Linked DNA regions of Homo sapiens: region 2 is linked to region 1. A link is an interaction called in ENCODE POLR2A ChIA-PET data of the cell type or tissue named here. Cell type or tissue: HepG2. All regions are shown on one strand. Each heading gives the region's core, and the rest is flanking DNA. Links, peaks and the distances in the headings are about the cores only.

Region 1 (2,911 bases), core at 207-2,706:
GGAGGGTTGGTGGGGCTGAGGCATGTTGGCAGTGGTGAAGATATTCTAGTAACCTCCCCCAGCACCCAGCCTTCCCACTGGTTGGGCCTAGGAATGTGGTCAGAGAGCCCTGCCCCGAGTTTGCAGAGAGGCTATAGCTGCCCTGGCAGCTGGTCAAGCATCTATCCATTTCAAAGGCTTTTTGTTAAACTTCTAACAGCCGAAAGGACAGCCTGAAGCCATGCGCCAGGAAGGCCTCCCAATTTTGGTGGCCAGGAAGTCTATTGAGCTCCCCTCCAACCTCTCCAACCCCTAGAATGGAGACCTGAGCTGGGCAATCAGCCCAATAAATCAGGGGATGGCACCCCAGGGGCCATGATGACCCAGGGGAGGCCCCCTCTGGCTTTGGGATTTACTGAAGGGCAACGCACAGGTGTGCAGGGCAAGAAGCCGCCAGGAGGCCTTGGAAAGATGCTAGCCAGGGCTGATGCCAGTGTCATACAAGTGTTGGGTCTCCCTGGGGCAATGTTCTAGTTGGATGCAGTCTTCCTTTCTTCCCCAGGTCCTGTCTGCTCATCCAGCTCTAGCTGTGGGAGTCAGCTCTGCCTTTGGTGGGGGTTCTGCTACTACCAATTCACGGGTGCTCTCCAGGCAAGCCATCTTGGCTTTTGAAATGTTATTTTCTCATTCATAAAATAAAGATGTTGGCCCGGTCACCAGGTCTGCTTCTCTCTGATGGGTGTCAGGGATGTCTCAGAGGATGCAAGGAGAGTGAGAGAGGTGGGGGAAGCGGGGGAGGCCCCTGAGGGATCAAGCCCTCCTCCCACCCACAGGGCTCCCTGGTCCCTGGGGATTCCCAGCCTGCCCTGCAAAGCCTTCATGGGTGCCCTGGGCGCACCCATGAAGACCCAGGTCCACTGACACCAAGAAAGGAAGGCTTTCCTCCCCTCCGCCCCCAAACCTTGTGCCTTTAAGTGTCTTTGTTTGATCTGAATTCTTGATTGCCGTTGTGGAGGGGTGTGGCTGAGTGGGACTTTTGATCTCGCCTCCCCAGAGTTTCTGGGGTCTGGTTTGGCAGAGAAGTTTGGGGTTAGCAGCAGTCACTGCCATCCGTATGAGGGGGGCGCTCAGGCCCAAATTGATGTCAGGTTCCCGGCCGGGCGGAGTGTTACCTGGAGCTTTGAAGCTTGTAATGTCTCCAGACCGTCTTCTCAAGTCAGCGGCTACAAATGTTAATAAAATTAAAGCCACCTGAGAGTTCAGCTGGGCGATCCTTTGAAAGCAAGTCTGTGATGGGTTATTACCCTCAATTACCTAGTTGTCCACTCTCTTCGCTTGGGGTTAAACTCTTAACTCTTCCCTTTGAAGTCATTATCCTTTTATCTATGACTGGACCAAGGAATTTCAGGACAATAATCAATGGAAACTTCATAAGAATAGAAGACCCGGGAGGGGAAAAGGTGTGAATATCCCTTTAACCGTTGGGGGGAAGGGGGATGGGGGGTGGGGGATGGGGGCCGAGAAGGCCCCGTGTCCCCAACTTGAAGAAGTAAAAAAGGAAGTGGGGGTACCTGATAATGACCCAGCGAGCAATTTTCAGATCTTCTAGAAAATAAAGAGAAAACGATAATTTGGGGGCGATCAGAGAGGTGCAGCCCTCATCAAAGGGGAAGGGAAAGTAATGAAGCAAAAAGACACAATTAAAGAATGGGTTTAATTAGGGCTTTGATGTCTGACATGGTGCATGACACTGTTAAAGGGGGAGGGGGACCAACTATTCAAGCGCCAGGAAATGGCTTATTAAAAAGATCCGTCCCCCAAAGACGCTGCCAGAAAAAGGGGAAACTTCCATGCCGCTTCTCCCACCAAAGAGCAAAGTCAGTTTCACTTAAATCCTCACCATCAGGAGGAAAAAACACCACAACTCTTTTTTTTTTTTCGCAAAAGTCTTTCTGGGTTCCCAGAGGCAGCAGCTCTTTCAGGATTATTATACTTGGTGCTGGCCTCTCCCTGTTTAAAGAGAGAAGGAAAGAGAGAGAGAGGAGAAAAGAAGGAAACAAAACAAAACAACAACAACAAAAAAACGGAGCGTGTGTGCACTAACGAATGTTGGCAATGTGTGTTTCATTTCTCCTTTTCATTTAATCCCATTTGGAATGCTTGTCTACACAGAGAAGACGAAAACACAGGGGGGAAGAGCCAGTCGCACTGGAATGAGCAAGAAGCCTTCTCCAGTAACGAGGAGCTGCCCCAGCTTGGTTTTAGATGTGACAGAGCCGCGTCTGCCCCTCCACCGCGCAGCCCGCACCTCTCAGCCTGACACACACATGCACACACAAACACCGCCAGTTGAGGATTTGAAAGCTCACATTTTGCCCTTGTTACAACTCCCCTACTCCTCATTAAAAAAAGAAATAATAAAATAAAAACTCCTTTTATTGTGTGCAACATCTGGAAAGCTCCCTTCTCCATCTGCTAGGTCCTGACAGTGTTTGCAACCACAAAGCCAGCATCTCCTCCTGCAATGTGTCATGAAGGCTGGGGGTTGGAAGCCCTGGTGAGAAAGCCTGGGAGGGGGTCAGACAAACAGGCCTGCCCTCTGCCTGCTGGATGTTGGAGCCAGCACGGGTCCCCTTGGCCTGGGTTCTGGGGTCTGGGCTTCATGTGACTCTGAGTTTAAGGGAGGCAGCCGGTAGCCCCCTGAGTCTGTTCAGACAGGAAGCAATGGCTGAGCATTCTCATGTTCATAGGAATAACTTGAGTCAGGCCCTCCTGCCAGTGCCGGGAAGAAGGACAAACAGCTTGGAGACCCTAATGTGTATGCTTGGGATTCAATTTGAAATGAGCCTGTTGGGTTTTTATTTCAAAACGCTCCTGTGTTGGGTTTTTATTTCCTCTCTCGTATTTACACACACACTCAGCTAGCACTCTG
Region 2 (2,911 bases), core at 93-2,592, 320 kb after region 1:
CCTCTAACCAGCCCACTGCAATCATCTCCTAACTAGGTCCCCTGCATCCTCTCCTGCCTCCATCGTAATCAAAGCTCCACACAGCAACTGGAGAGATCTTTCAAAAATGCAAACTAGGCCGGGTGCAGTAGCTCACGCCTGTAATCCCAGCACTTTGGGAGGCTGAGGTGGGTGGATCATGAGGTCAGGAGTTCGAGACCAGCCTGGTCAACATAGTGAAACCCTGTCTCTGCTAAAAATACAATAAAAAATTAGCCAGGCGTGGTGGTGGGTGCCTGTAGTCTCAGTTACTTGGGAGGCTGAGGCAGGAAAATCGCTTGAACCCAGGAGGCGGAGGCTGCAGTGAGCTGAGATCACACCACTGCACTCCAGCCTGGGTGACAGAGTGAGACTCAAACTCAAAAAAAAAAAAAAAAAAAAAGAGAAAAGCAAACCAGATCTTGCTCAAATGCTCCAGTGGCTTCTCAACACACTCAGAATAAAATCCAATCTCCCACCATGGTCCATAGGATGTGACAAAATCTACCCTGTACTGTACTTTGGCTCCTACCACTCTCTTCCAAGTTCACTCCATTCCAGCTACAAACTAACCCATCTCATGGCTGTTGCAACCATCCACCTGGAATGTTCTTTCCTTACCTCAGGTTTTTGTATGGTTTCCTCCTTCACTTCATCCAGGTCTTAATTTGAATATCATTTCAGTAGAGTCCTTCACTAACAATCTTATCTACAATAACACCTTGTATAAAATAATAACCATTTATAAAGTAGCCCTTTCACTCACAAACACTTTAGCTTGCTCTATTTTTCTTCACAACAGTTATCATTACCTCACCCTACCTTAAATTATGTTTTGAAAAAGAGTGTGTGTGTGTGTGTGTGTGTGTGTGTGTGTGTGTGTGTGTATGTGTGGTAGGAGTAGTGGTGGTGGGTAGTGGTAGTGTTTTTCTCTTCCATCACAAGGGTAAAGACTCTATATTTTGTTCACTGTTATATCCCAAGCACTTGGAAGAGTGTTTAGCACATAGTAATTCAATAAACATGTGTGAAATAATGAATGATTGAGAAGGCATTAGTTCCACTTTATATTTTTAATGTACTTAAAGAAGGAATAATGAGTTAGTCCATATCACTATCCAGGAAAACAGCTTCTTTTTTTTTTTTTGAAATGGGTGGGTGGGGTCTTGCTCTGTCACCCAGGCTAGATGGAGTGCAGTGGTGCTATCAAAGCTCACTGTAACCTTGAACTCCCAGGCTCAAACAACCCTCGCACCTTAGCCTCTAAAATAGCTTGGAACACAGGTGCAAGCCACCATGCCAGTCTAATTTTTTTTTTTTAATAGAGATGGGGGCCTCACTACGTTGCCCAGGCTGGTCTCTCACTCCTAGCTCCAAGCAATCCTCCCTCCTGGGCCTCCTGAGTTACTGGAAATACAGGCATAAGCCACTGCACCCAGCCCATCTTTGCTCTTTTAATATTCACTCTAGCTAAAGGTGCCACTTGTTTTAACCTAGATGAGAACAGCTCCAGGCCAAAAGAAAAAAAAAGAGGAAGAGAAGGCTCTTCAATTGCCTTTCACTAAATATCAGCACCCTTTCTATGACTCTAGGCTCCGACCACTGGACCTGGACACAGGGGCCCAGGCTCTATAGCCTCACAGCCTGGGGCTCTGAGTCTGGCAGCCTAATGGCTGGGAATCTGGTACTTTGCCATTGCCTGCAGGACCAATCTGTGACTTGTGGTGTAGCTGCATTCCCTGAATTTGGTGCTTATTCAAAGAAGTAAGTTGAAAGGAAGCATCATTAGATCAAGGATTGCATTTGTCTTGATCACCACTGAGGACCACAGGGGCTGATATGTAGCTGGGGTTCAAAAATGTATTAGGAATTGGAAGAGGAAGGTCAAGCAAAAAAAGACTTTCAAAAAGAGTATGATAAGGTAAGCAAGAATAAAAGAGAGTAAGAGCAGCATACTGGATGTACCATAAATCATACATATCTAGAAATCAATAAGTCATATGGTAATCCATTTGGAAGGGATTTTAGGGAGCCCCACAAATCCATGGTCATTTACCACATTACCTCAATACCGAAGAGAAAGTTTACGAAGTCTTTCTACTTGGATCAGTCTTGCTATCACCCAAATAATTTTAAACAATTCCCACTTTTATTTGCTCTCCTGTCCATGTAATTCCTCCAGTCTCAGCAAATGATTTTGCCGCCTATCTGACAAAGAAAAACCTCAGTAATAAGAATGTCTTCATCTGCCTTTTGCAGATCCACAAACTTCTACACACCTGGCCTTCCCTTCTTTTCTCACGAGGCACAGGAGACAGACCTGGCCATCATCCAAGGCCAGCAGCTCCCCACGTGATGTGGGGAGCTGCCCAGTATCTCCACCTTCTTGGGAACATACACTAGTGAGTGTCTTCCCCTTTCCTCCCTCTCTTCCTTTCCACCATCTCCTTTTCCAGTGTAGACTAAATAGTCTCATTTAAAAGAAACCTGGCTGGGCGCGGTGGCTCACGCCTGTAATCCTAGCACTTTGAGAGGCCAAGGCAGGTGGATTGCCTGAGCTCAGGAGTTCAAGACCAGTCTGGGCAACACGATGAAACCCTGTCTCTACTAAAATACAAGAAAAAATTAGCCAGGCGTGGTGGCGTGTGCCTGTAGTCCCAGCTACTTGGGAGGCTGAGGCAGGAGAATTGCTTGAACCTGGGAGGTGGAGGTTGCAGTGAGCCGAGATTGCGCCACTGCACTCCAGCCTGAGTGACAGAGCAAGACTCTGTCTCAAAAAAAAAAAAAAATTAAAATTAAAATAAAAGAAGCCTAAGCTTGAAGGTTATACCACCTAGCTAAGTAATGACTAGAATATTTGCAAAGGACAAGGATTGGGAATCACGTGCTATCT

The links. Peaks named below come from ENCODE experiments on the same cell type or tissue, not always from the same donor. Only the 100,000 strongest peaks of a DNase experiment are listed, where the experiment ranks them.
Region 2: POLR2A ChIA-PET joins it to region 1 with 11 read pairs; 2 of 35 experiments call an interaction of 5 or more read pairs at or near these places.

The regions. Positions count from the first base shown.
Region 1 is chr17:65,592,199-65,595,109 of GRCh38, forward strand. No RefSeq gene overlaps it. Among named protein-coding and RNA genes, the nearest start is that of AXIN2, 32 kb to the left of the region's middle. RefSeq lists an enhancer at 1,441-2,256. In HepG2, for the core only: no CTCF peak of the experiment used is centred there; a DNase peak (open chromatin) is centred at 1,343.
Region 2 is chr17:65,915,388-65,918,298 of GRCh38, forward strand. All of the region lies in intron 19 of CEP112 (centrosomal protein 112), which reads right to left. Among named protein-coding and RNA genes, the nearest start is that of CEP112, 280 kb to the right of the region's middle. In HepG2, for the core only: no CTCF peak of the experiment used is centred there; a DNase peak (open chromatin) is centred at 1,224.